Linked DNA regions of Homo sapiens: region 2 is linked to region 1. The links are chromatin loops, found by intact Hi-C in ENCODE. Cell type or tissue: MCF 10A. All regions are shown on one strand. Each heading gives the region's core, and the rest is flanking DNA. Links, peaks and the distances in the headings are about the cores only.

The links. A loop is a pair of places that touch in the nucleus more often than their neighbours do. Peaks named below come from ENCODE experiments on the same cell type or tissue, not always from the same donor. Only the 100,000 strongest peaks of a DNase experiment are listed, where the experiment ranks them.
Region 2: it touches region 1 in a loop (9-fold over the local background); 2 of 110 quality-filtered maps call a loop at or near these places.

What each region holds. Positions count from the first base shown.
Region 1 is chr7:5,443,421-5,459,285 of GRCh38, forward strand. It overlaps a transcript of FBXL18 not described here. Among named protein-coding and RNA genes, the nearest start is that of LINC02983, 22 kb to the left of the region's middle. RefSeq lists enhancers at 2,291-3,123, 8,211-8,916, 12,285-12,785. In MCF 10A, for the core only: a CTCF peak has its summit at 7,432 (motif pointing left); no DNase peak of the experiment used is centred there.
Region 2 is chr7:4,844,863-4,859,158 of GRCh38, forward strand. All of the region lies in intron 2 of RADIL (Rap associating with DIL domain), which reads right to left. It overlaps PAPOLB (poly(A) polymerase beta), which reads right to left. Exons shown (of 1, transcript NM_020144.5): 1 at 12,876-14,296. Among named protein-coding and RNA genes, the nearest start is that of PAPOLB, 10 kb to the right of the region's middle. In MCF 10A, for the core only: a CTCF peak has its summit at 4,808 (motif pointing right); a DNase peak (open chromatin) is centred at 4,809.

The sequences.
Region 1 (15,865 bases), core at 3,061-11,060:
GGGCCCTTGGTGGGCAGCAGGTCCCCCTCCTCCCACCCAGAGCCCCCCCCTTCCATCCGGAAGTGTTGCCTACCACCGAGGCTACAAAACCCACATGCCAGTCCCTACTCAATGCCCCTAGGACCGACCGACCCGGCGTGCCCGGGAATGCCCCAGTTTTCTCACTGAACACCTTCCATCCAGGCACCCTCTCATCCCTGGGACGGTGGGTCACCCAGCCACCCACAGATAAGCACGGTAGGGGGTTGGAGGGTGTCCCCCGAAAAGACATGTCCACTGGAACCTCAGATAGGCTCTCACTGGGAATAACGGACTCTGCAGATGGAATTAAGGTAAGGCTCTCGAGATAAGCGTGCCTGATTAGAGTGAGCCCTAAATCCAATGACTCCCGTCCTTAAGAGACACAGAGCGCACTCCCACGTAACGAGTGCCTGACGGCCGGGACAGAGACTGCAGAGAAGCAGCAACGGGCCCAGGAGCGCCAAGCGTGGCCCGCAGCCACCAGAGGCTGGAGAGAGGCCTGGGAAGGATTCTCCGTGAGAGACTAGAGAAGGAGCCAACCCTGCCTGCACCTTGATCTGGGACTTCTGGCCTCCAGAGCTGTAAGACAATAGGTTTCTGCTGCTGAAGCCACCCAGCGTGTGGGCATTTGTAACCGCGGCACTAGGGAATGAACACAGTAGGTGGGCCAGGCACAGTGACTCACACCTGTAACCCCAGCACTTTGGGAGGCCGAGACAGGAGGATCACTTGAAGCCAGGAGTTCAAGACCAGCCTAGGCAACACGGCGAGACCCCATTTCTACATAATATTGAAAAATTAGCCAGGTGTGGTGGTGCACACCTGTAGTCCCAGCTACTCTGGAGGATGAGGTGGGAGGAGCACTGGAGCTCAGGAGTTGGAGACCAGCTTGGGCAACATAGCAAGACCCCTTCTTTACAAAATATTTAAAAACTAGCTGGGTGTGGTGGCATGCACCTGCAATCCCAGCTACTGAGGAGGCTCAGGCAGGAGGATCTCTTGAGCCTTGGAGTTCAAGGCTGCAGTGAGCCTTGATTGTGCCACTGTACTCCAGTCTGGGAGACACAGTGAGACCCTGTCTTTAAAAAAAAAAAAGGCCGGGCACGGTGGCTCACGCCTGTAATCCCAGCACTTTGGGAGGCCGAGGCAGGCAGATCACAAGGTCAGGAGATCGAGACCATCCTGGCTAACATGGTGAAACCCCGTCTCTACTAAAAATACAAAAAAATTAGCTGGGCGTGGTGGCGGGCACCTATAGTCCCGCTACTCAGGAGGCTGAGGCAGGAGAATGGCGTGAACCCAGGAGGCGGACCTTGCAGTGGGCCGAGATCGCGCCACTGCACTCCAGGCTGGGCGACAGAGCAAGACTCGGTCTCAAAAAAGAAAAAAAAAATGCTGGGCACATTGGCTCACGCCTGTAATTCCAGCACTTTGGGAGGCTGAGGCGGGTGCATCACTTGAGGTCAGGAGTTTGAGACAGCTTGGCCAACATGGTGAAACCCTGTCTCTGCTAAAAATACAAAAATTTGGCTAGGCACGGTGGCTCATGCTCGTAATCCCAGCACTATGGAAGGCCGAGGCAGGCAGATCATTTGAGGTCAGTAGCTCAAGACCAGCCTGGCCAACATGGTGAAACCCCATCTCTACTAAAAGTAAAAAAATTAGCTGGGCATGGTGGTGGACGCCTGTAATCCCAGCTACTTGGGAGGCTGAGGCAGAAGAATCGCTTGAACTCGGGAGGCAGCGGCTGCAGTGAGCCAAGATCACACCATTGCACTCCACCCTGGGTGACAGAGCGAGGTTCCATCTCAAAAAACAAAAACAAAAATTACCCAGGCGTGATGGCAGACACCTTTAGTCCCAGCTACTCGGGAGGCTGAGGCAGGAGAATCTCTTGAACCCGGGAGATGGAGGCTTCAGTGAGCCGAGATTGTGCCATTGCACTCCAGCCTGGGCGACAGAGCAACAGAGGGAGACTCCTTCTCAAAACAAAAACAACAACAACAACAACAAATAGTTGCATGTCAATTTTCCCATTGCAGGGGGTTGGATGATGTTCCCCCAAAACTTCCTGTCCACCTGTGACCTCAGAATGTGACCTTATTTGGAAACAGGATCTTTGCAGGTGTCATTGGTTAAGTATCTCAAGAGGAGATCATCCTGGGCTTAGGATGGGCCCTAAATCCAGTGACCGGTGTCCTTCCAAGAAAAGGAGGGGCGCCGGGCGGGCTGGTTCACACCTGTAATCCCACCGCTTTGGGAGGCCAAGGCGGGCGGATCATGAGGTCAGGAGATCGAGACCATCCTGGCTAACATGGTGAAACCCCGTCTCTACTAAAAACACAAAAAATTAGCCAGGCGTGGTGGCGGGTGCCTGTAGTCCCAGCTACTCGGGAGGCTGAGGCAGGAGAATCACTTGAACCTGGGAGGTGGAGGTTGCAGTGAGCTGAGATCATTCCATTGCACTCCAGCCTAGGTGACAGAGAGAAACTCCATCTCAAAAAAAAAACAAAGAAAAAAGAAAAGAAAAGGAGGGGACACAGGCACAGAGAAGGCCATGTGACGACGGAGACAGATGGGAGCGATGCAGCTACAGGCCTGGGAACACCGAGGATTTCTGGAGCCTCGGGAAGCTGCAGGGAGGGCTGGAACGGAGCCTCCCCGACGGCCTCCAGAAGCAGCCAGCCCTGCCCACACCTTGAGTTCGGACTGCTGGCCTCCAGCACTGTGCAAGAGCAAACTCCTGTCATTAGAAGCAACCTAGGCTGTGGCCACCCGCCCATCTCCCTAGGAGGTCTGGCTGCTCTTGGATACCCGGAGCCTCCTACCTCAGCTTGCTGGGCACTGACCTTGAGCGTTGCTCCCTCGACCTGCAGTGCTCCCTGCAGCGCCCCACCCCATGGGGGACACAGGAGGGGACTCTCAGAGCCGTCCCCCCGACAGGCCGAGGCTCCTCCCAGGAGAGGACCCCACTGCCCCGCCAGCACTGGACACTGGACACTGTTTTCCATAAACATTTCTTTGAACTGAATTTCATTCTTCTCACCCAAGAAATCTCTGGAAAACAATGCTGAGGCCAGGGTGGAGTGCCGGGGAGAGGGGATGTTTTAATGGTTTGTGGAGGGTTTTCTGTTTTGTTTTGTTTGTTTTTTTCTGGCATTGTCTCTCTCTTCTGATTTCCCTGTAACTGACAGGGAGGAAATGGATTCTGAAAATGGGTTCCTTCCCACCCCTGGGGGCTCTGAGATCAAAGTGTGGTGGGGCCGGGTGGACAGGACTTGGTGCTCCGAGGTGGGGTCCTTCCTGATTCCCTCCCACCTTCTCCACCATGCCCCCCTTTACCCAACGGGGCCTGGCCAGGAAGGGGCATACCAGGGGGCTATTCTGGGGGACAGGTCTCCAGGGCACCTGCCCTGCGTGCCCACCCAGTGAGGGGTTCCTGGCCCAGAGTTGCCCCCTCAGCATATCCCAGGGGGCTGGTGACCCTGTAGGCCCCTCCACTTTGCTAAAGAGGATACAGGGAGGGTTGGTGGCCCAGAACTCACGAACCACTGCTGACCAGGAATGGCCAAGGGAGGCCCACACAGAACACCCAATCCCACAGCCACCTGCTCTAGTACCACTTGGGGCCTCTCCAGCCACTGGCCTGGCTGCATTTGCTCTCCAAAACTGCCACTTTCTTTTAGTTTTTAAGGGACAGGCTCTTGCTCTGTCACTGAGGCTGGAGTCCAGTGGCACAATCATAGCTCACTGCAGCCTCAAACTCCCGGGCTCAAGCGATTCTCCCACCTCAGCCTCCTGAGTAGCTGGGACCACAGGCACACGCTACCACATTGGGTGTTTGGATGGATGAGTAGATGGGTGGATGGGTGGGTGGGTGGGTAGGTGGATCGGTGGGTGAATGAGTAGATGGGTGAGTGGATGGATGGATGGATGGATGAGTGTGTGGATGGATGGATGGATGGATGGATGGAGAAGTGGATAGATGAGTGAATGGATAGGTGGATGGGTGGGTAGATGGATGGACAGGTGGGTGGGTGGGTGGGTAGGTGAACGGAAGAGTGGGTGGATGGGTGAATGGATGGATGGATAGATAGATAGATAGATAGATAGATAGATAAACAGACAGACAGATAGGCTAATGGATGGATGAATTCGTGCTTTCTGTCCCTTGACCTGGTCTACAAGCCACTTCCCCAGCTAGACAAAGAGAGCTTAGAACCCCATCCCTGCCAGGAAACAGACAAAAGCTGTCGGGGTCTTTTTTCTCTCTCTCAGCCTTACCTGGGACACACAGAGCTTTACGGTGGGGCCTTGTTCCAGTTGCTGCAGGCTGCCATTCCTGAAGGTCGGGGGACAAGCTGCCTCTTCAACCCCAGCTCTGCTGGGGGCTCCTCAGCGGCTGGGGGAGTTGTGGGTGGGGCAGGAGACCTGGCGAGAAGCTCACGGGTACCCTCACCCACCTCATCCCGCCCTGTGCCCAGCCCTGACCCCAGCCCTCCCTCTTTGTACCTCACCCCGTGGAAGGAAACACACTGAAGGTGGGGAGGGGTGGGCCAGAGCCTCAGACTCCTAAGACAAAGGGAGAAAAATGGACCGAAGAGAGGCAGGGGGTAGACGCAGGCACTGCCTTTTTTCTTTTGTAGACAGGGTCTCACTCTTGTTCAGGCTGGAGTGCAGGGCGCCATCATAGCTCACCACAGCCTCCAACTACTGGGCTCAAGTGATCCTGCCTCAGCCTCCAAAGTAGCTGGGACGACAGGCATGCATCACCATGCTTGGCCAATTTTTGTATTTTTTGTACAGATGGGGTCTCACTCTGTTGCCCAGGCTGATCTTGAACTCCTGGCCTCCAGTGATCCTCCTCAGCCTCCCAAATCTTGGGGATTACAGGCATGAGCCACCACCCCCAGCCTTATTTCCTGACATTTCTATGGTAAAATTGATTGCTTTTATAATCAGAAAAAATATACAGTGAGACTTAAAGACACGGTCTGTAACCTTGAGAGGCCAAAACAGCCCGCAGAGGGACAGGCGACTGGCCATTTTGATGCTAGGGCCCCAGGCACGAAGCAGGCAAGTCCCCCCTCCCCACTTTGGCCGGCGAGACTTTGAAAAGAAAGCTGGACGTGCAGGAGCAGGGGTTGGGAAGGGGAATTCCAGGAAGGGGCCTGGGACTGGGGCCCTGGAACCATGGTGGCCCCCCAGGCCAGATCCACCCCTGGACAGGTGCAAGGACTCTGGGAGCGGCCCCAAGGATCCAAATACCTTCCTCAGCAGCCCCTTTAATTTGCTTTCTGCAGAAAGTAAGCTAATGCCGGCAGCGGAGACTTCATTTAGGAGAAGAGCAGGCCTCGGCATATCCCTAGCATTGGCAGCATTCCTGGGAGGAGAGGAGGGGAAGGCTGGGGAGGGGAGGGAGACTGGGCTAGAGGGAGCCCGCAGATTCACCTAATTCCAGGGTGGAATTGCTCGCCAGCCACCGTGCCCTCCATCATTCTCCAGAGGCCCCACCTAGTTTCCTCATTCATCAGTCACCAGGCCTTGTCCTATGGCCCAGCCGGGGGGAGATGTCAAGGCCAGGGACCCCTCTGAGGCTCAGAGAGGGGTGCGTAGCAGGAGCAGTAAAGCCAGGACTGGGCACGGTGGCTCACACCTGTGATCCCAGCACTTAGAGAGACAGAGGCAGGAGGATCGCTTGAAGCCAGGAGTTCAAGACCAACATGGTGAGACCTCTGTCTCTGCCAAAAAAAAAAAAAAAGTACATATATATACACACGTATATATATATACGTGTGTATATATATACGTGTATATATATACGTGTGTATATATATACGTGTATATATATACGTGTGTATATATATACGTGTATATATATACGTGTGTATATATATACGTGTATATATATACGTGTGTATATATATACGTGTATATATATACGTGTGTATATATATACGTGTATATATATACGTGTGTATATATATACGTGTATATATATACGTGTATATATATACGTGTGTATATATGTATATATATACAAATTTTTTAAAAGCCAGGACCTGCCTGGCCCAAGCTTCCTCCCTGGGGCCTCAGTAGATGGTTCTAGACAGTGGAATTCGTGTTCTAGGCCTGGGGCTCTGACCTCAGAGGCCCTGTCAGGAGATTCAAACCAAGAAGTGAAATGCAGTGAAATTCAGACTTGTGCCTCTGTATACGCCGCGGACACGTGTGTGCAAAGGCGTGTGCATGTGCGTGTGCCTTGCTTCCTGGGTCAAAGTGGCTTCTGATCCAGAGATACTTTGAAGTTCCTTTTTTTTTTTTTTTTTTTTTTAGAGAGAGGGTCTTGCTCTGTCACCCAGGCTGGAGTGCAGTGGCGCGATCACAGCTCACTGCAGCCTCAAACTCCTAGATTCAGGCAATCCTCCTGCCTCAGCCTCGCAAGTAGCTGGGATCGAAAGCGTGCGTCACCACACCTGGCTAATTTTTAAATTTTTTCTAGAGACAGAGTCTGGCTATGTTGCCCAGGCTGGTCTTGAACTCCTGGCCTGAAGCAACCTTCTGCCTCAGCCTCCCAGGTATCTGGGACTGCAGATGTGCACCACCATCCCCAGCTAATTTTTAAATTTTTTCTAGAGATAGAGTCTGGCTATGTTGCACAGGCTAGTCCTGAACTCCTGGCCTCAAGCAGTCTTCCCACCTTGGCCTCCCAAAAAGCTGGGTTTAGGCGAGGCACGGTGGCTCACGCCTGTAATCCCAGCACTTTGGGAGGCCAAGGCAGGCAGATCACTTGAGGTCAGGAGTTTGGGGCCAGCCTGGCCAACATGGTGAAACCCTGTCTCTACTAAAAATACAAAAAATAGCCAGGCATGGTGGTGTGCGCCTGTAATCCCAGCTACTCGGGAGGCTGAGGTAGGAGAATTGCTTGAACCTGGGAGGCGGAGGTTGCAGTGAGCCAAGATCGTGCCACTGTACTCTAGCCTGGGCGACAGAGCGAGCCTCCGTCTCAAAAAAATAAAACAAAATAAAAGGTTGGGTTTATAGGCATGAGCCACTGCACCTGGCCACTTCTAAGTCTTACTGGTTCCCTGCTCTGGGCAAGGCCTGGGCACAATTTTACAGACGGGGAAAATGAGGCCCAGGATCCCACGGTGGTAGAACCGGCTTCTCACAGGCCTGCCGACTGGAAACTCCTCACAGGGTTCCCCCTGAGCCAACATCCCCCTCCCGTGATCCCAACCAGAGCTCCTTGCTGTCCTGGGCTGTGTCCCCAATGGCGGGGCTGTGTCTCCGGCTCCTGGCCTAGGTGGCTCTGAGGGCACCTCTCTGGGCCTGGTCTGGCTGGAGGGGGCCCCAGGAGAGGGTCCCACAGGCGCCCCCCACCAGTCCGCGCCTGCTCCTTCCAGATTCTGCAGGCTCTGGTGACACCTGCTGGCCACGCATCCCATCACCATAGCAACCCAGGCTGGGCCTCTCAGCCCCCAGCAAGGCTGGGATGGGTGGGTTCACCCAGGCTGGAGGGTGGGGGGTGTGGAGGCACTGGGGGCGGAGCACACCCGCCTGACCCACCATCTTCTTTCCTCATGGGAAACTCTCAGCCCCAGGAAACTCCTGTGCCCGGCTTAGGTCCCCTCCTACTCTCTCCCCTTCTCCTGTCCAACGGCTCCGAGAGCTTGGAGTTCTCACCCAGCCCCCAGTCAGTGACTCCAGCTGAGACATCACCTCCCCGCAGGCCTTCAAGGTTCCCATCTCAGACACAACGACTCCACCCCCACTGTGTGGGGCCCCAGGCCTCAGCTCAGAGGGGCCCCACCTCCCGCCACCCCCCTCCAGCTCCTCTGGGTCCCTCTGCTCAGTCCCCCTGGCCTGTGTCCACTTCACCCCAAGTCCTTCACCATGCCCTGAACGGAGCCTATCTCCCGTCACCCGGACAGTCACCTGTCACCTTGGCGCTGTCACAGCTCAGCCCCATCCCCAGCTTCTCTGTGGCCCCCACAGACTCAGCAGGCTTTCGCAGACACACAGACACCTGTCCTGCCCGCGCTGTGCCTCAGGGAGAGGCGCAGGTCCCACCAAGCTGCACTGCCAGCCCCATAAACGGCCCTGCGGTTCCCACCCGGGGGCTCTGCACCTGCGGCTCCCTCCCCAGAATGCTTTTTCCAGCTTCCTCAGTCTTGCTAACAGTGATTCAGCCAAGCCTTCCAGAACATTCCGCCGGCTGTGACCTCCCCAAACCCTGCTCTGTGTTCCTCACACTGTCATGGCCTGGGGACTGTCCCATCCCAGCCAGGCCTCCTCCGTGGTGCTGCCATGATTTCAGGATCCCCACGTGTCCAGGGCTGAGCCCAGGGCCGACCTAGGAGGTGTCTGCTGCCCTGATCCTCTTGACCCTCCCACTCCAGGCCCCAGTCCCACCCCAGGAGGGTCCTCCCCATCCCCACTCTCCCCTCCTCCCAGGGTCTGCAGGGAGCAGCTGGGCCACCACTTTGCCCAGAGGCAGTCCTGGGGCACAACCTGAGCCCACGTACCCAGCGTGGCACAGCCAGGGACGCAGTGCACAGGAGAGGGCTTAAGGGACCTCCCTGGAGACCCCCAAGTGGCTCCTCGAGTGACGGGGGCTGGTCATGGACGTTGAACCACCTGGAGGGAGGCTGTGTGGAGAGGCCGAGCTCAAGAGACAGAGCCTTGGTCCTCCTGCCTGCCCCAGGGTGGCCTGTGGTCCTGGGCTGGCCACCACCTCTCGGGGCCTCAGTCTCCCCATCTGCACTGGAGCGGGTGGGCACACTTGACCCCATGGCTTGGCAATGCCTGGCCACACTGCAGGGGCCGAGGGGGTGGCCAGCCCTGCCCCTGATGCCCACCACACCCTAGGGACGGCTCAGAGCCCAGCCGCTCCTGGGGGCCTGGTCTATGCCTGTCCCTGGCCCCACACCCCGCAGTCTGGTGGCAGCTGCTGCACCCGCACCTGGAATGTCCCTGAAATCCCCAAACCTCAGCTGACCCCATGGGGGAAAGAGGGCTGGAACCTGCCCCCCTCTCCTCCCCTCCAAGGTGCAGACCCACCCTGTCCCCACACAGAGGGCACACTGAGTGCCCTGCCCCGCCCCGCTCTGCCCAGAGAGGCCGGAACATCAGGGGAGCTTGGGCCAGTCTGGCCACGCCTTGGAAATAGTGGCCACGCATCAGCCCGGGGAGGCCCCAGGCCTGGTCAGCCTCCAGGTCCTGCCCGCCAGGCTCAGCTTCCCGGCCCTCCCGCCTCCTCTCCCCGCTCCGGTTAATCTGTCAGTTCCATCTGTCTCTGTCTTGTTTGTCTCTCTATCTCTGTCTCAGTCTGTCTCGATCTCTGTCTCTGCCTTGCTATCTCTGTCTCCATCTGCCTCTCTCTCTGTCTCTGCCTATTTGTCTGTCTCTGTCTCTCCATCTCTCTCTCTCTTTATTTTTAAAATTTTCTTTTATATAGAGACAGAGTCTTGCTGTGTTGCCCAGGCTGGTCTTCAACTCCTGGGCTCCAGTGATCCTCCAGCCTTGGGCTCCCTAAGTGCTGGGATTACAGGTGTGAACCACCGTGCCCAGCCAAGAAACATCTCTAAACCCCTCTCTTCCTCCCAGCAGTGACTGTGAAGGGCACTGGGGACAAATCCCTTTTTGAAAGGATCTTCTGGATGATGTCATGGATTTGGGCCTCTTCCTGCTGGGGGTCACTGGGTGGTACTTCTTGGCCATCCAGCCAATAGCAACAGGCCAGCATGTGATGACGTCACTGTCACCCCCACTGTCTCCTCGGGTTCCAAGGAGCAAGAGGCTTGCACCATTCCTCTCTAATCTGAGATGGATTTTGTGGGTTTGCGTGGGGGGAAGGTTTTGTTTTTTTTTTTTTTAGCAAGAATCTTCTTAAGCCATACACCCATCTCATTAGGATTAGTTTTGTTAATCTATAGATCCACTTATTCGGCCGCACGCCAGCCTCCGAGTGTCCCAAACACGAAGTCAAAGGGTGAGCAGAGCACCTCGGGCCGGCCCTCCTCCCCTGGGAGGATCCACCTCTCCCATGGGACAGGGACAGCTACGACTTTCGGCGGCTCCCTTCTAGGCACTGTTCCAAGCATCTCATGGACTGTTCTGTGTCTCCTCCCAAAGGAGGAGGGGGAAACTGAGGCCTCAGGAAAGGGGCAGCTTGCACAGAGCCATACAGCCGGGGCCTCAGATAAATGTGATTGCTCCAGATCCCTACCAGCACAAGTCAGGCAAATCTGTACATTCAATGTTAGCAAAGTTTGGTTGGTTGGTTGGTTGTTTTTTAGAGAGAGGGTCTCACTGTGTTGCCCAGGCTAGTCTTGAACTCGAGCTCAAGTGATCCTCCTGCCTCAGCCTCCAAAGTGCTGGGATTACAGGCATGAGCCACTGCTACTGGCCTGCAAAGTTTTTGTTTGTTTGGTTTGAGAGTCTTGCTTTGTCACCCAGGCTGGAGAACAGTGGCACAATCATGATTCACTGCAGCCTCCACTTCCTGGGCTCAAGCGATCCTTCTGCCTCAGCCTCCCAAGTAGCTGGGACTGCAGGCATGCACCACTACACCCGGCTAATTTATTTATTTATTTATTTTTTTTGAGACGGAGTTTTGCTCTTTTGCCCAGGCTGGAGTGCAGTGGCACAATCTCAGCTCACTGCAACCTCTGCCTTCCAGGTTCAAGCGATTCTCCTGCCTCAGCCTCCTGAGTAGCTGGGATTACAGGTGCCTGCCACCAAACCTGGCTAATTTTTGTATTACTATTAAAGATGGGGTTTCACCGTGTTGGCCAGGCTGGTCTCGAACTCCTGACCTCATGATCCACCTGCCTCCGCCTCCCAAAGTGCTGGGATTACTGGTGTGAGCCACGGTGCCGAGCCACATCCGGCTAATTTTTTAAGATTTCTGATTATTGTAGAGATGGGGTCTCACTATGTTGCCCTGGCTGGTCTTGAACTCTTCCTGGCCACAAGTGATCCTCCTGCCTCGGCTGTTTTATTCTTATTTTATAGAAAAGAATAACTTAAAAAGAAAGTGTTATTTTTTTTTTCTCACGTGAGTAAATGATCTTGTGCATCCACTCCAGAGGCCACTGGATTAGTATCAGTTTGATGTCTTGTTACCCATCCAGACTGATTTCTGAGAAGCAGGAGGAAAGAAATGAGTTCCTCAATGAGTGAAAAGAAAGAACCTCATTTTACAGATGGGGCCCTGAGTGAGGCTCAGAGAGGTTCAGGAAGCTGCCCCAGGGCACACAGCGAGGGAGCAACAGAGCCTGGGAGCCGAGGACAGGGACACCCTCCAGCCTGCAGGGCCCCATCAGCACCCAGGTTGCAGAGTGGGGACTCACGGAGGAGAAGGCGTCCCCAGGGCATAAGACGCCTCCCCCACTGCCCATCAGCGCAGATGGCCACCCGAGCTGCCAGTGAGAGAGGACGCGCTGCTTGGCTAAGCCGCTGTTGTTTGGGATTTTCTATCTCTCGAATCCTAAAGGGTAGAGTTTGCTTACCAATGCCGCCCTCACCCCTACAGTTGGGGAAACCAGAGCCTGGAGGGTGGTGCTCTAAGAGTGATCCCAGTCACACTGGCACTCCGAGTGCCACCTTCCACGCCGTCACTTTAGGAGTTTGCTGTGAGGTTAGCCTCATCAGCAAACTCGAGGCTGGCTTCCTATCCTCTTGCTCAGGGAGCAACCCTGGCACTACTGGGGAGGACTCTTGGGGATTATCTTGAGAGCACTCTCAGAGGAGCACTCCAAGGAGTACTCTTTGGGAGCATATCTGGGGAGCACTCTTGGGGGGGAACATATCTGGGGAGCAGTATCGGGAGCACCTGCAGGGAGTATTCTCGGGCATATGCTTGGGTAGCACTCTCAAGGAGCACTCAGGGCACATACTTGAACATTCTCAGGCCACATACTTGGGGAGCACCCTCAGGGAAGTACTCTAGGGAGTACTCTTGGGGAGCCTATCTGGGGAGTAGCATCAAGGAGCACTCTCGTGGGAGCACTACCTTAGTCTCCTTGCTCGCCACTGGCTTCACTGGCGTCAGAAGCAATTCCACAAGCCCAGCCCCTCCTGTCCTCCCTGATTCCCCACAGGACAGTGCCATCCCCTCGGTGGGAATGGGCTCCTATTATGGGTTTGCATTCCCATGGCGCCAAGTCGGTCCTGAGAAGATCCTCCGGGATTGCTGACCATCCACTTCCCCGCAGGGGGGCTCAAACCCAGGCTGTGAATTCGGGGAAGTGGGAAACAGAACTTTTTGGATGTCCCTAGATGGTGCCTCCCCCCCACCCCCACTACACACACACAAACACACACACACACACACACACACCACTTCCATGGCGCCAGGAGAGAGTTTGGTCCTTCAGCAAGATCACACTCTTCTCCATATGACCCCAGCCAATGAGCGGGCGAGACCTGGCCATCTCTGCCCCATGCGGGACTCTCTCATGGGCCGTGCTGGCTCCAGCATCGCAGTCTAACAGCTCCCTGCCGCATTTCGTTCCCTCTGTGCTCCTTCCCCAGTGTCACTCCTCCTTCAAACCCCAAGAACCCGTTTGCCCTCCGCAGTCCTTCTCAGCATCTGCTTCCTGAACGACCCAACCTCCGTTCTGCACTGGCCCGGTCACCCCACCGAAACTGGCAACTCCTGCTCCCACCTAACGTCATCATGGGACCTAAAAGCAGACCAGTCCCCACTGCTGTCCTCCCCGAGGCTCAGCTCTGCCCAGGAACCCGCTGCCTGCTCCCATCCCTGGTCCTTTAGGCCCATGGCATCTGCTCTCTCGGGACAGTGCTCCCCCTGCACCAGTCAGCCTGCCCTGGGCTCTCAGGAGGCAAAGCCAGCCATCCCTCAGTTTCCACTTCACCCCTTCCCAAGGCAGTGAGCTTGGGGGCAGCTCGAATCAGTGGGAGGACAAACCAAGGGGGATCTCAAACTCATCACGATGTGCTCGCACAGAAACCCCTCATCTCACGCGGTCAATTACAAACCCTGGGAAGTGGGGACAGGCGAGGCCCAAGGGGCCCTGAGAGCAGGGAGGCAGAGCCTGAGGGCAGATTCTCTGAATCCTGAAGAATAAGCAGAAGCAGCAAACTCAGCAAGGTGGGGGGGCTCCAGGCAGAGGGAACAGCTTGTGCAAAGGCCCTGGGGCAGGCCAAGGGCAGAGAACTTAAGGTATGGAAAAAAAAAAAAAAAGGCATGGAAAGGAGGCCAGCATGGCTAGGAGCAGAGAACAGAGAAGGGAGGTTGGGAGGTGAGAAGGGATGGCCCTGGGTGCTGAGACTCAGAACAGAATGGGCCAGTCCCCTTTTTTTGTTTGTTTGAGACAGAGTCTTGTTCTGTCATCCAGGTTGGAGTGCAGTGGTGCAATCTCGGCTCACTGCAACCTCCATCTCCTTGGTTCAAGTGATTCTCCCACCTCAGCCTCCCAAGTAGCTGGGATTACAGGTGCACGCCACCATGCCTAGCTAATTTTTGTGTTTTTAGTAGAGATTGAAATTCACCATGTTGGCCAGGCTGGTCTCAAACTCCTGTCCTCAAGTGATCCACCTGCCTTGGCATCCCAAAGTGCTGGGATTACAGACGTGAGCCACTGCACCTGGCCTAGGGCTGTCCCCTCTAAGAACACACAGACTTGTGGGTGATGGTCAGAGGACAGCTCAGATGAGCTCAGCTCAGGTCAGTTCCACAGGAGTCACTATACTACATTTTACAAAGGGATTGGGGGGACTCTGTGAGCACCACAAAATTCGATCTGTCCCATTCTGTGGCAGCTGTGTGGTGTGGGTGCCACAGAATGGGTGACTACTCTAAGCAAATCAAGGTGCTCTCATTCCCCTGGTCAGAGCAATTGGTTCAGTAGTAGGAATAAACAAGGAATCCCACAGCCCAGCTGGCTGGCAGCTATCCTAAACTGAGTCCTTAGAGATGTAAGCTGCTGGATCAAGCTCGACCTGAAGCCTACCCTACCACTGCACATTTTCCATCACACCAAATTCCCTGCATTGTGAAGCTGTTTCGAGCTAGGTTTTTTATTATTTGCTACCAAACACATCCTGCAACAGGTGGTGGGAGTGAGTTCCTGCAGAAACTCAATGGAGCATTAAGGCCACCTCGGAAGCCATACACAGCAGTCTCCAGAGGGCAGCAAGCTAGAGAATGACTCTGCAGTGTCAGGGAGGGTCAAGCTGTATTTTAAAAAGCAACGGAAGGCTTGGGAAATGCAGCTTTTAGATAGCAAAGGTCTGTGGTGCCCCAAGTGGCCCCCATCAGCCAGGAGTGGGTGTTTTGGAGGGAGGAGGTGGCTGGCCTGGGGAATGGGTCCAGGCCTCCCAGTTCACCAGATCTCCAGGCCACGTTATGGCGGAAGGCCATCCCTATCGCTGTGCCTGGCTGGCCTGGGCCCACAGCCTGCCTCGCCGGGGAAAGGAACCCCTGCCACGACGGAGCAACTATTCAATTCTCTCAGCGAGAGCGCTGCCAGCTTCCTCACTCACACAGCCCAGCTGGAGAACTGCCCACAAGTTAAAAAATATTTCTTTCCAGCAGACATTGCTCCGGCGGATTCAAGCCTTATCTTTCTCTTCCAGAGGAGAATTGTTCATTTCACTTCCTTAAAAAAAAAAAACAACCCCAAAACCTTAAACCACAAACTGAAAAGCAGGTGGGACCGTTTCAGGATTTGGCTGAAGTTTGTCTCAGAGCTGATAAGGGACAGTCAGTTGTTTCTGGGCAACACAGCAGCGAACGGGCAGGGAGACGGGTCCACACTGTCCGTCAATAAAACCACCCCCCAAGGCCTTGCTCTGTATAGAGAGGTTTCTGGCCACCCACAGTGGCTCACGCCTGTAATCCCAGCATTTTGGGAGGCCAAGGCGAGTGGATCGCTTGAGGTCAGGAGTTCGAGACCAACCTGGCCAACATGGTGAAACCCCGTCTCTACTAAAAATACAAAAATTGGCCGGGCGTGGTGGCTGATGCCTGTAATCCCAGCACTTTGGGAGGCTGCGGCGGGCGGATCACGAGATCACGAGTTCGAGACCAGCCTGATCTACATGATGAAACTCCGTCTCTACTAAAAATACAAAAATTAGCCAGGCATTGTGGCGTCCACCTGTAATCCGAGCTACTCAAGAGGCTGAGGCAGGAGTATCGCTTAACTCGGGAGGCAGAGGTTGCAGTGAGCCAAGATTGCGCCACTGCACTCCAGCCTGGGCAACACAGCGAGACTCCGTCCCCCAAAAAAAAAAAAATTAGCTGGGCGTGGTGGCACATGCCTATAGTCCCAGCTACTTTGGAGGCTGAGGCATGAGAATCACTTGAACCCGGAGGCAAACAATGTCTTAACAGAGCAGAAATGTCAACGCTGGCTGCTGGGTTGGCAGGGCATTTTGAAAGCAAGTGTGGGCTGGATGTGGTGGCTGACAGCTGTAATCCCAGCACTTTGGGAAGCCAAGTTGGGAGGATTGGTTGAGCCCAGGAGTTTGAGACCAGCCTGGGCAACATAGTAAGACCCCTCCACCCACAGCCCATCTCTACAAAAAATTAACTGGGCATGGTGGTATGTACCTATAGTCACAGCTACTGAGGAAGCTGAGGGTAGAGGACTGCCTGAGGCCAGGAAGTCGAGGCTGCAGTGAGACATGATCATGCCATTGCACTCCAGTCTGGATGATAGAGCAAGACACTGTCTCAAGAAAGAAAAAAACAGAAAGAGAAGAAAAGAAAACAAACGTGTGACCTACTCCAGAACTCAGGCCGGCGGTAGGATTTTACCAGACACAGGTCTGCAGAGATGGACCACAGGGCCCTGGCCTTGGCTCAGCC
Region 2 (14,296 bases), core at 1,512-9,511, 600 kb before region 1:
CAAAGTGCTGGGATTACAGGTATGAGCCACTGCACCTGGCCAGTAATATATTTAAAGATCAGAAGCAAATCATGTTGGATTCATGACCCAGGAGTCAACCACATGTGGCCCCTGAGTGCTAGGACTGAGGAAAGGGACCGAATTAAGAAACGAGGGGTGTTAGAATTTGACCTACGTAGGAAAAAAAAAAGGAAGAAAGAAGCGAGAGGTGTCCTGTATATGAAAATTATATTTACAGAATACTTTAGAAACCTAACCTAAAGAAAGCTAATGTAGGCTGGGCATGGTGGTTCATGCCTGTAATCCCAGCACTTTGGGAGGCTGAGGCGGGAGGATCACTTGAAGCCAGGAGTTTGGGAGCAGACTAGGCAACACAGCAAGACCCCAAATCCACAAAAATAAAAAGATGAACCAGATGTGGTGGGACACGTCTTAGTCCCAGCTACTCAGGAGGTGGAAGCAGGAGTACCACTTGAACCCAGGAGATGGAGGCTGCAGTGAGCTATGATTGTGCCACTGGGCTCCAGCCTGGGTGACAGAGCAAGACCTCATCTCTAATAAATGAAGTCAGAAAATGAAGGCATATTCTGAGAAAACACCAGAATCCCATCTCTAATCGATCAATAAATGAAGTAAATGAATGCATACACTAAGAAAACACCAGAATGAAAAGCACCAAAGCGTTGAAAATGATTCTCTCCGGGAGGTGACCTGACAGGTGATTTCTCCTCCTTTCTCTATACTTTCACTTACTTTCCAAATTTTCGGCAAAATGAGAGGTTCCATTTTTTTAGACGGGGAAGAAATTATTTTTTTACATACTCTAGGGTATTATTTCCATGATGAAACTTGGACCGCCTCACACTAATTAGAGTCTTACTCAGGGAACAACAATCGCGCTCTCTGAAAAGCAACTGAAAACCTAATTAAGATAATGGGTAACTGAGGAGATAAAATGCTTAAGCCATTTGTTAGGCAGACACAGATGGAGACAGAGCTCTCCGGGGCTGTGCCGAGGAGAGAGCAGCGTGGCGTAACCGAGAACTTCCTCCAGCCGAAACCAGGGGCTGTAGCCAGTTACCCCGGGAAGCTGTGAGCCCTTCGTTAGAGAGGGTCACGGTGACCAGCGAAGCACAGTCCTGCTCACCGCGTCCAGCATGGCGCTGGGCACGCCACCAACAGCGACAGCCCTATGGAGGGCGCTGTTTCATCTCAGGCACCACTGCTTATTTGTCTCTTTTGTTCCAGAGCTACAATCTTCTTTTTTTTTTTTTTTTTTTTTTAAAGAGACGGAGTCTCGCTCTGTCACCAGGCTGGAGTGCAGTGGTGCGATCTTGGCTCACTGCAACCTCCGACTCACTGCAACCTCCGACTCCCTGGTTCAAGCGATTCTCCTGCCTCAGCCTCCTGAGTAGCTGGAATTACGGGTGCCTGCCTCCATGCCCAGCTAATTTTTATATTTTTAGGAGAGACGGGGTTTCACCATGTTGTCCAGTGTGGTCTCGATCTCCTGACCTCGTGAGCCACCCGCCTCAGCCTCCCAAAGTGCTGGGATTACAGGCGTGAGCCACCGCGCCCGGCCCTATTGCTTTTTTAAGTATCTTGAGTTTTAACTTTGGTGGGGGAGTCTTTCCTTGCCATCTAGAAAATGATTCCAACTCCCTTCCCTCCCCTGCATCTGTCTTTTTTTTTTTTTTTTTGAGACGAAGTCTTGCTCTTGTTGCCCAGGCTGGAGTGCAGTGGTGCTGTCTCAGCTCACTGCAACGTCCGCCTTCCAGGTTCAAGCGATTCTCCTGCCTCAGCCTCCCAAGTAGCTGGGATTACAGGTGTGTGCCACCATGCCTGGCTAATTTTCGTATTTTTAGTAGAGATGGGGTTTCACCATGTTGGCCAGGCTGGCCTCAAAACTCCTGACCTCAGGTGATCCACCCACCTCAGCCTCCCGAACTGCTGGGATTATAGGCATGAGCCACCGTGCCCAGCCACAACCACATTTTTTAATGGACAAGGATTTGAATAAACATTTCTTCAAAGAATAAATATACATGGCCAATAAGTACAGTAAAATACAATAAAAAATGCTCAACATCATTAGTCATTTGGGAAATGCAGAGGAAAACCAAAATAAGATACCACTTCACACCCACTACCATGGTTATAATAAAAAAGGTAAACAGGCCAGGCATGGTGGCTTACACCTGTAATCCCAGCACTTTGGGAGGCCAAGGTGGGTGGATCACTTGAGGTCAGGAGTTCAAGACCAGCCTGTCCAAGATGGTAAAACCCCGTCTCTACTAAAGATACAAAAATTCCCTGGGTGTGGTAGCAAGTGCCTGTAATCCCAGCTGCTCATGAGGCTGAGGCAGGAGAATCGCTTGAACCCAGGAGGCAGAGGTTGTAGTGAGCCAAGATGACGCCAATGCACTGCAACTGGGCAACAGAGCAAGACTCCGTCTCACCAAACAACAACAACAAAAAAGTTAAACAATATCAAGAGTGCAGAAAGACTGGACCCCTCATACACGATTGCTGGAAAGTAAGATGGTGCAGCCATTGTGGAGAACAGCTTGTCGGTTTGTTAAAATGTTACACATGAATTTACCTGTGACTCATAAGTTCAACTCCTAGGTATATGCCCAAGAGAAGTAAAAAATACACGTCCACGCAAATGCTTATGCACAAATGTTCACAGCAGCATTATCCAGAATAGTCAACAAGGGAGAAATAATCCAAATGTCCATCAACGGGTGAACAGATGAACAAAATCTATCCATACGATAGGCTACTGTTTAGCAATGAAAAGGAACAAAATACTGATGATACCTCTTACAACATGGATGAGCCTCAAAAATATGCTACGTGAAAAAAGCTAGATGCAAAAAAAAAAAAAAAAAAAAAAAAAAACACACAGGTATGACTCTATATATACGAAATATCTGGAAAAAGCAAATGTATAGAGCCAGAAAACTGATCAGGGGCTGCCTGGGTCTGGGGGTGGGACCGGCTGACTGCTAATAGACACAAAGGATCTTTTGGTGATGAAAACGTGCCGGCCGGGTGCAGTGGCTCTCGCCTGTAATCCCAGCACTTAGGGAGGCCGCAGCAGGCGGATCGCTTGAGCTCAGGAGTTCGAGACCAGCCTGGGTGACATGGTGAAACCCTGTCTCTACCAAAAATACAAAAATTAGTCAGGCATGGTGGCACACATCTGTAGTCCCAGCTAACTCGGGAGGCTGAATCGGGAGGACTGCTTGAACCTGGGAGATGGTGGAGGTTGCAGTGAGCTGAGATCACACCACTGCACTCCAGCCTGGGTGACTGCACAGACTGGGTGACTGAGTGAGACCCCGTCTCAAAAAAAAAAAAAAATTGCTAAGACTGGACTGTGATGATGATGATCACACAACTTTGTAAATTTACTAAAAATTCATTCAATTGTATACTAAAAACAGGTAATTTTATGGTATAAAAATACCTCTTATAATAAAAGTTTTTTAAAAAAAAAACCCAGCAAAGACATTTCTTTACGTCATAAGCCCCCAGTCCAACAGAGACAAGGAAGATAGCTCCAAGAAGCTGAAATTGATAAGATATCGAATATATCTGAACATCTTAAAAGAGGGAAGACAACAGAGTGTTAAGGGAATGCGGAAATAATGAAAAGTAGCAAGGAAAAGAATGGACAAGCAAGAAGGACAATAATTAACTACAAAGAAAAATAAAAGTTGGACAGGAAGGAAAAACAATATTTGTATAGACCCATCTTTAGTTGTGAAAAGCTATACATGATCATAAAAAGGTAAACCCTGATTATTAATTTAAAAAAAAACATGGCTCTATTGAGAAGATCGGGCAATAGGAATTGGAAATTTGGAGAGGCGGGTGGTGAAAAGACCTAAGTTCTCATTTTCCACTGAAGGAAGTCACTAGAAAATGTCTGAAATTTTTAAAAACCAAGACATAGTAGGATACGTTTGTTAAAGATAGGGAATTAGGCCGGGCATGGTGGCTCACACCTGTAATCCCAGCACTTTGGGAGGCCGAGGCGGGCAGATCACCTGAGGTCAGGAGTTTGAGACTAGCCTGACCAACATGGAGAAACCTCATCTCTAATGAAAATACAAAATTAGCCGGGCGTGGTGGCATATGCCTGTAATCCCAGCTACTCGAGAGACTGAAGCAGGAGAATCGTTTGAACCTGGGAGGCAGAGGTTGTGGTGAGCCGAGATCGTGCCATTGCACTCCAGCCTGGGCAACAAGAGGGAAATTCTGTCTCAAAAAAAAAAAAAAAAAGGGAATTAAAAGCCAGAAAGAAAGAGTTCACAGTTGAAAGTGGTTATGGGGAGTTCAAAACTGGGAAGAAGGAACGGCTATGGCAGAGAACTGCTGTTTTGCTTTTAATCGGTAATGAGAAACTATTGCTTTAACTGTGCACATATATATATAACTTTGGTGAAAATAAGTAAAAATATTTAAGTGTACATAGTTTTCATTCTACTGCAAGAATGAATTAATGAATGAATGAACGTTGATGGGATCAATTCCATCAACTCCTAAACACACTTGTTTATCTTCTAACATCTCTGGAACTGGAAGGCATCCTGTATTCTGTGGAATGTCGGCCAGGCTGCAGCTGTGAGGCTACAGCTTGGTTTTTGTTGCCTGGGGCAAGGTTCTGAAACATTTCAGTTCATTCAGGACCATCCAAGGCATGAACATGCCTTCCAGCTGTTATCTGCAACAAACCTGCAGACCGAATGGCAGGTGGCTTGGAAGAATGTACTAGAGACAGCAGGGGGTGCCACATCACCAATCCTCTTGAGGACAAAGAAAATGATACTGTGTGGGGAGTGTGGACAGGGACGGCTCTCATTTGAAAAGACTTAGAATCTTAATTCATTTCACTCCTGCATACCTTTCTGCGTACGCACAAAACGAACACAGATCACAATCTGTGTTGAAATAAATCTTTAGCTACAATACAGCTTAAGTACAAAAATAAAAATCCTAGGTAATAAGAAAGTATTATGTCCTAGTTTAATTGTATTTTTTATGGTGGTTAACACTGGTGATCTTACTACTGATAACATCTTTTCTTGGTGAAATATAGTATATGTAGGAATGTATGTTGCAAAATTGTTCCTAACAATCCCCAAATACATAGAGTGTTTCGTCTACACCAAGGAATATTCCATAACCATTAAGATGAATGAATTGGAGGTATAACACACGATGTATTTTCCAGAGAGGATCTGGTATGAAAAATACAGAAAACTAAGTATATGATTCCCTCATTGTTTTCTTTTTATTTTTTTCTTCATTCCTTTTACCCACACTACACAGACGATCCCTTTAAAAAAAAAAAAAAAAAAAAAACCTTTGACAGAAAGAACCCTGTATGTATGTATATACATGTGTAAGAAGTCCCCTGCAGAATAATATAAGCACAGAAAAAGCATGGAAGGTCACTATGGTGGGCAGAATTCTAAGATGGCTCCATGGTCTCTGCCCCCTGGGCTCACTCTGTGATTATGCTGCATGGCAGAAGAGATTCTGCAGATATAATTAAGGTTGTCTATCAGCTGACCTTGAGATATGGAGGTTATTTGCTGGGCCGAACCTAATTACGTGTGCTCCTTCAAAGCCCAGAGTTCTCTCCAGCTGGTCACGGAAGAGAAGTCAGAGAGGTTTGAGGTGTGAGACGTGTGTGATGCCAGGGCAGCTCTCCAGGGCATCACGGGGCAACCTGACAACAGTCACTGGGAGCTGAGAGTGGTCCACGGCTGTGAGCCAGAGAGAGACAAGGGGAGAGATGCAGAGACTTCAGTCCTAAAACCACAAGGAATTGAACTCTGCCAACAACCTTGTGAGTCTGAAAGAGGCCCCTGAGCTCCAGAAAGGAACGCAGCCCAGCCGATACCTTGAGTGCAGCCGTGTGAGACCTGGGCAGAGGGTCCAGCTCTCCCGTGCCCAGACTCCTGACTTGTGGAAAACGTAAGTTAAATAGTATAGTTTTAAGCTGCACTTGTAGTTGCAAGCAATAGAAAACAAGTTCAGGGCCGAGTGTGGTGGCTCACACCTGGAATCCCAGCACTTTGGGAGGCCAAGGCAGGTGGATCATCCGAGGTCAGGAGTTCAAGACCAGCCTTGCCAACATGGTGAAACCCCATCTCTACTAAAAATGCAAGAAAAAGTAGCCGGGCATGGTGGCACACACCCGTAATCCCAGCTACTTAGGAGGCTGAGGCAGGAGAATCACTTGAATGTGGGAGGTGGAAGTTGCAGTGAGCCGAGCTCATGCCATTGCCTGGGTGACAAGAGCAAAACTCCGTCTCAAAAAAAAAAAAGAAAAAAAGAAAAGAAAAGAAAAGTTCGGATTTTAGGGCCAGGAAATGGGGTGCTACTGTAACAAATACCTAAAATGTGAAGGTGCTTTGGTAACCAGGCAATAGGTGGAGGCTAGAAGGACTCTGAGAAGCAGGATGGGGAAAGTCTAGATTCCCTTGAACAGGCTACTAGGAAATGTGCACAGTAAAGACATTGCTTCTTTCTCAGAATAAAGTGAGAACTTTCCTAAATCACCTCAGAGAAAGGCAAAATTGCTGCAAACAGCAGAAACCTAGATGGCTCACAAGACTGCCAGCGAAGGCTCAGAAGGAAGCGAGGGGCATGTTACTGGAAACTGGAGGAAGGAGGGTTCTTGTGATGTGAGGGCAGGGAGCTCACTGAATATGTCATCCTGCAATTGCTGGAAACAGAATTTGCAAATGGTGAACCTGAAGAGATGGCTGAGGAGGTTTCCAAGCAGAGTGTAGAAGGTGCTGCCTGGTTTCTTCTTGCTGCTTATGGTTAAGAGGCAACAGGAGAGAGAGAAATTAAAGAACTGTTCAGCAAAAAAAGAACCAGGACTGGACAAGTTTGAAAATGCGCAGCCTTCCCAGATGACAAGAGATGCCAAAAGTCAGAAATGGCTTCTGATGAGAGGCACAGAGGAAAAACCAAGTGTGGGTCTGGACAACCCTTTGCTGAAACCCAGGAAGACCAAAAGGTCAGGGTACCTGGCCACATAAATGACTCAGTAGAGTCAGGGTGTTCCTCATATATTTTTCTTAGTCAAAACAGAGGACCTCAAGGAAGTTCAAGAGCACTGTCCCTCCACCATCTCACCAGAAGCTGAAAGTAGAGAAGGGATTATCTCAGAGACATTTATGGATGTGGCTTCTGTCTACTGGAGTGAATTCTCAGGAAATCCTCATCCGGCCCACAGGCTCTTCAGAAAATTATACCAGCAGAAACACTGGCTGGCCTAGACTGAAGGGAACAGAGACACTGAAAAATGAAGGGGGTGGCTACAGACAGGAAGTGGCTGATAGACATGCTACCGTCCATGCAGAGGGAAAGATGACTCAGAGGATGAAGCCAAGATCCCAGAGGGTGGCACCAAGAGGACAGAGGGCAGAGCTGAGAGACTACCCCAGGCCTTGGAACGGAACAAAAGAACTTCCACTGGAATTTGCCTCACTAGAGTTCAAAAATGCTTTGGGCCAGGCCAGTGGCACCTTTTTACCTTCCGTTTCCTCCTATTATTTATTTATGTATTTATTGAGACAGGGTCTAGCTCTGTTGCCCAGGCTGGAGTGCAGTGGCATGTTCAAAGCTCACTGCAACCTCAGACTCCTAGGTTCAAGCAATCCTCCCATCTAAGCCTCCTGAGTAGCTGGGAACACAGGTGTGTGACACCATGCCTGACTAATTTTTTATTTTTTGTAGAGATGGGGGTCTTGCTATGTTGCCCACATAGCACAGAGTGGCTGGGATTACAGGCATGTGCCACCACACCCTGATAATTTTTGTGTTTTTGGTAGAGATGGGGTTTCACCATATTGGCCAGGCTGGTCTCAAACTCCTGACCTCATGTGATCCACCTGCCTCGGCCTCCCAAAGTGCTGGGATTACAGGCGTGAGCCACCGCGCCTGGCCCATTTCCCTCACTTTTGAACCAGAGTGATTGTTACCCTATGCCTGTCCCACCCTTGCAAGTTGGGAGGGCTGGGGCAGATATTTGTGTCTTTAGTGTTACAGGTCCACAGATGGAAAGAAATAGCGCCCCAAGAGTGGTACTTAATGGATTATACCCAGACGCCCCATTCACACCTGATTTAGATTAAGATGATGAGATTTTAGACTTGAAGTGATACTATAAGAGGATGAGACTGGGGGACCTTGAGATGGGGTGAGTGTATTTTGCATGTGGGTGTAGCTATGGATCACTGGAGGCCAGAGGGCAGGCTGTGGCAGCCAGAATTCTAAGATGACCCCCAGTGACCCCTGCTTTGCATAACCCGCCCTCCAACCTTGAGCGTGAGTGGGAACTGTTCGTGTCATTTCAAGATTATGTTTTGTTGTATGACAAAAGAGATATTTGCAGATATGTAAATAAGTTTTCTCATCAGTTCACTTTGGGTTAATCAAAAGGGAGATTATCCAGGTGGGCCTCACCTAAACACATGGGCCTTTTAAATAGCAGAAAGGAAGTCAAATACTCAAAGAATGATGGAGATTCCATGTGCCACTGCTGACTTTAAGATGCTGGGGGTAGGCCGGGCATGTTGGCTCACACCCGTAATCCCAGCACTTTGGGAGGCCAGGGCGGGCAGATGACCTGAGGTCAGGAGTTTGAGACCAGCCTGACCAACATGGAGAAACCCCGTCTCTACTAAAAATACAAAATTAGCCAGGCATAGTGGTGGGTGCCTGTAATCCCAGCTACTTGGGAGGCTGAGGCAGGAGAATCGCTTGAACCTGGGAGGCAGAGGTTGTGGTGAGCCGAGATCACGCCACTGCACTCCAGCCTGGGCAACAACAGTGAAACTCTGTCTCAAAAAAAAAAAAAAAAAAATACGCTGGGTGTACATGGAAAGTTATTTGGAAGTGATTTTGAACTTCTAAATATATGTGTGTTGTGAAAGAGAAGACTATCATTGCCATTTACTAGACATTCTCTCCTTCCTCTTAATAGCATAAGCCCTAAGCTATTGGTGAGGTGATGTACCCAGCTAAGAAAAGAGACATTTTCCTGTCTCCCTTGCAGGTAGGCACAGCCATGTGACTACGGTGCAGTCAGTGAAAGATGAGGGGATGCCGCTGTTGGGACTTCTCCGAAAGCTCCATAGGTGGGCAGTTTGCAGGTACACCTTTGCCATTCCCCGTCTTCCTTCTTTCTTCCTGCCTTAAATGAAGATGTGATGGCAGGGGCCCCATTAACCATCCTGCACCTTGAGGTAACCCTGAAGATAGAAGGCATGAACTAGAATGATGGGGCCGAAAGTAGAAAAAGCCTGGTCCCTGGTGACCAGGAAAGCCACCGTTACCAGCCCCGAACTTACTGTTAGGTGAAAGAAAGCTGTATTGTGCCCAAGCTACTCTGACCTGGCCAAATGCAATTCCAAACTGATGAGGGGGCATTAGGTGGGGTTTTCTGTTTGCTTTTGTTTCTGGGGAGGGTGGTGTTTGGTTTTTGTCATTGTTGATAAAGAGGTTACCACTTTGGGCCGGGCGCGGTGGCTCACGCCTGTAATCCCAGCACGTTGGGAGGCCGAGGCAGGCAGATCACCTGAGGTCAGGAGTTCAAGACCAGCCTGGCCAATATGGTGAAATCCTGTCTCTACTAAAAATACAAAAATTAGCTGGGTATGTTGGCGGGCGCCTGTAATCCCAGCTACTCGGAAGACTGAGACAGGAGAATTACTTGAACCCGGGAGGCAAAGGTTGCAGTGAGCCGAGATGGCGCCACCGCACTCCACCCTGGGCGACAGAGCGAGACTCCGTATCAAAACAAACAAACAAACAAAAACAAAAAGATACCACTTTGGTATTGGTTGTTTAATTATATTTCACACATATGAAAGCATTTGTAACTTAGACTAATAACAAAATAAACACCATTTCATCCACCACCCAACCTAAAAAGAATGCACTAGTTCCAGAGTCACATCAACCCTCCCAAGCACATCTTCCTGCCTGTCCCCACCTCTCACCCCACCAAAGGGAATCACTTTCCTGGATTCCGTGTTTAACATGGCCTTTTTTCATTTATAGTTACACCACACATTTTTGGAACCCTAAATTACACTGCTCTACTTTGCTTATTTTGAAACCTTATGTAAATGGTATCACACTGTGTGCATTTTTGTGCTTTTCCCTCAACATGATGACACACAGCTAACACTGACGCAGGCAGCTACGGTCTAATTTCACAACTTTATGGTATTTATTGCATGAATATGCCACCATCCAGCCATTCCCTCATTGATGGATATGTGGATTGTTTGGAACTTTCGGCTACTACAAAACGTTGACATAAACACTCTCATACTCATTTTCAAATGCTTCCTGACTTTTCTACCACCACGAGAAATACCAGAGAAAATTATGGTAGTTAAATGGCACACTGGAGGTAAACTAGAAGGTGTGTAGAGTTCTGGACACGGCTGTGGTCCCACAGACTCTGGTCACCCCAAAGACTAAGGGGATCAGTAAGATGAAGTACATCAGTGTCCCACAGCATGAGGGTGAAGACCTACGAGGAGACTAATTGGAACGCAGAGTGTGGGCCCGTCAACTGTGCTAGATAAGACCAAGCTGCTTCCCAAAGGGGCCAAAACAATTTGCACCATGTTCTCACTGGCACCGCGTTCGAGTTTCCGTTGCTCCTCATCCTCACCATACCTAGACACTGTTAGACTTTTTTATTTTTGTAAAAAAAAAAAAAAAAAAAAAAAAAAAGAAATGCCTCTCTGGTCTCATATTGTATTTTCCTTGTTACTACTGAGATTGGGCATCTTTTCATGTTTATTGGCCGTTCCTAGCTCCTCTTCCGTGAAGTGCTTATGCGCTTCTTTGGCCCATTTTTTAAACTGGGTTGTTGGGGATTTTATTGTTTTCGATTTTTGAGACAGAGTCTTGCTCTGTCGCTCAGGTTGGAGTGCAGTGGCCTGATCTCAGCTCACTGACACCTCCGTCTCCTGGGTTCAAGTGATTCTCATGCCTCAGCTTCCCAAGCAGCTAGGATTACAGGTGCGCATCACCATGCCCAGCGAATTTTTGTATTTTTAGTAGAGAAAAATACAAAAGGTGGAGTTTCACCACATTGGCCAGGCTGGAATCAAACTCCTGGCCTCAAGTGATCCGCTCGCCTCGGCCTCCCAAAATGCTTGGCTTACAAGCATGAACCACTGAATCCAGCTTTTTTTTTTTAGACAGACTCTCACCGTCACCCAGGCTGGAGCGCAGTGGCTTGATCTCAGCTCACTGCAACCTTCACCTCCTGGGTTCAAGCGATTCTCCTGCATCGGCCTCCTGGGACTGACAGGTACATGCTGGGACTACAGGTACATGCCACCACACCCAGCTAATTTTTGTATTTTTAGTAGAGATGGGTTTTTGCCATGTTGCCCAGGCTGATCTCGAACTCCTGGTCTCAAGCGATCCACCCGCCTCGACCTCCCAAAGTGCTGGGATTACAGGCATGAGCTACCGCACCCGGCCTGTTGATCTTTAAAACAGACTTTTTCCTTTGTCACCCTTAATATATTCTGGATAGTAATCATTTGTCAGTTTTATCTTATCACAAAATCTTCTCCCAGCTTAGGGCCTGTTTTTCAGTTTTTTACTTTTCACGGTTCATTATCTGATGAACAAAATCTCTTAATTGTACCAATCTCTTCTTTCATGACTTGAGCTTTTTTGTGTCTTCTTTATGCTGTTACTTAATTTCTAACTTACTGTTCTGTGGTGAGAGAACATGTCCTATAAATCAGATACTTTGAAGTATGTTAAATATTACTTTTGATATAGCAAGAGGTTAATTTTTGTACATGCCCAATGCTTATTTGAGAATAACATGCATTTTCCAATTGTGGGGTGGAAGGTTCTATAATAAACATTCACCAGATCATTCATGGCAAACAATGGCTGATAGGGATGGGTGAGAAATCCGGCCCTGGCCATCTGTTTACATATTGTCTATGACTGATTGCCCTCTACAAAGGCAGAGTTAAGTAGCTGTGACAGAGACCGGATGGCTTCACAAAGCTGAAAATATTTACTATCTGGTCCTTAATGCGAAAAGTCCACCAGCCACTACACCGGACTGTGTTCAAAAACTGTTTCCCTTCTATTTTTATCTGCTTGATATCAATTAATGAAAGGCTGTTTTGAAATCTTCTATGATAATGACACATTTAACAATTTCTGTTCATCTTTGTTATTTTATGTTGAGGCTGAGTTATTAGGTGCAGACAAGTTTTAAATCATTAAATGTTCCTGATGCTGTAGGACTTCTATCATTAATGCATGGTGCTCTTGCCCTTAATAATTATTTTTGCTCTGACACCTACTTGAATAATGTTGTTATTATCCCAGCTTCTTTTCATTAGCGTGCCTTTTTTCCATTCTTTTATTTTGGTTGTGTCTCTTTTAAGTAAAACAGCATACAGTTGGACTTGGTTTTCCCGTGGAATCTGACCATCTCTGCCTTTTTTAATCAGGAAGTTTGGTCCATTTATTGTAGTGACAGTTATACTTGGTTTCATTTCCATGACCATAGATCGTGTTTTCTTTTTACTCTATTTTTTTGTATGCTTTCCCCCTTTCTTTCCTGCCTTCTTCTGGATTCAGCTTAACTTCATTTTTTACTTTTACTTACTTGAAATTTTAACCTTTTCATGTTTCCCTAAACATTACTACGTTCTAGACTTAGTAAGATCGAAAGGTTCATCAGTGACTCTACCCTCCTTCAGAACAATGTAAGTACATCTGAATTCATATCTTAGATTTAAATCGTACTATTGTCCAGTATTTTAGTTTCACTTTGCTTGTTTGCCATTTATTTTTATTGCATTTTTAATGGAGAAATAAGTCATCTGTTTTCAAAACAGTGCTTGAATATACCAGGAGTACAGATACCATAAAACAAAGCAAACTCCACTCACTAGGTACATCACATGAAAAAATGGTCTGACATTCAGGTAATAAAAATTAGAAATAAAAAGTCCCAAGGTTCCAGCTTGGTAAAACAGACACAGTTACAGGTAATGTTTAATAAACTAATTTTTTTCCCAATGTGTAAACAAAATGACCAGACTAAATTTGTGCCTGGCCATTTCAACCTAACGCCATAGCCATTCAAAATACAGATATTGTGCACACTTCACCCGATTTATTATTGTGGTGAAACGGCAAAGATGTGAGAAAAAGAAATACTGTGTACTAGATATCAGAAAGTAATGGTGAAAGAAAAGTCTCTACAGCATAAAAGGACATGACTATATTCCAACTTTGGAAAATTAATGCAGGACAGGAAAAGAGTTTAAGTAATTGCAGTTTAACATGAAAAGTGCAGAGTTAGAGGAGGGACGGGAGGGGTTAAAGCAAGGCTAATTGGAAAGCCTGTTAAGTTTGCTGTCTAGATTAAGAAAGACTCAACTTTCATTCATTCACATCTGTTGCCCCTCACATTTCCTAATCATAGATGCTCTACTGCTTAATTATGAGATTTTTTTTAACTTAAAGTATTGCTGATCTTTTGTAGACTAAAAGAGCAGAAAGCCAGTAAGATGTCAAGTGCTTGCTAGAAATTACTTTTTTATGTTTCTACATGTAAAATTTAGAGATGAATTTTGATAAATCGTTTAAAAATAAAAGTGTTTAAAATTCTTGAAGAAAATGCCTTTTTGCTTATGTGTGCAATTGGAAATTAACTTTCCTATAAGGAGGTATTCTGTGGAATGAACAAAACTTCTCATATGCAGTGATCAAATGGTCATCCAAGATCAGAAACATATCTCATAGACATTACATTTAGTAAAGTTTTGCTAAAATGTGGTGTTTCATCATAACCAATATTTGGTGTTTTGTGCCATGTGGCCACAGGATTGTCAGTTTCACATCATGGTTTAGAGAATATTATTCCTTTTTTCTTGTGAAATGACACATAAGCATACTGTGTGCATACAGGCAAAGAGAAGAGAGGGAGGCAAAAAGCTTTTTTGTTTTAGGACTAATGATTGAGGACAAGAGAATATGGAGCTTTGATAGCTCAAAGAAAATGTTTGATTGCTAATTACTCTAAAACAGTTCTACAGATTAAAACCAGTGTGTCCTTTCTCCATAGTGTGCCATCAAAACCAAAGACCTACTAATGGTTGATGTCAAAAACATACCTTAAAGTTGACATTTCATTTTAAAGGGTTACAGCTACCTCATAGGGACTGAGCTAGATGTACTTTTATGCTTT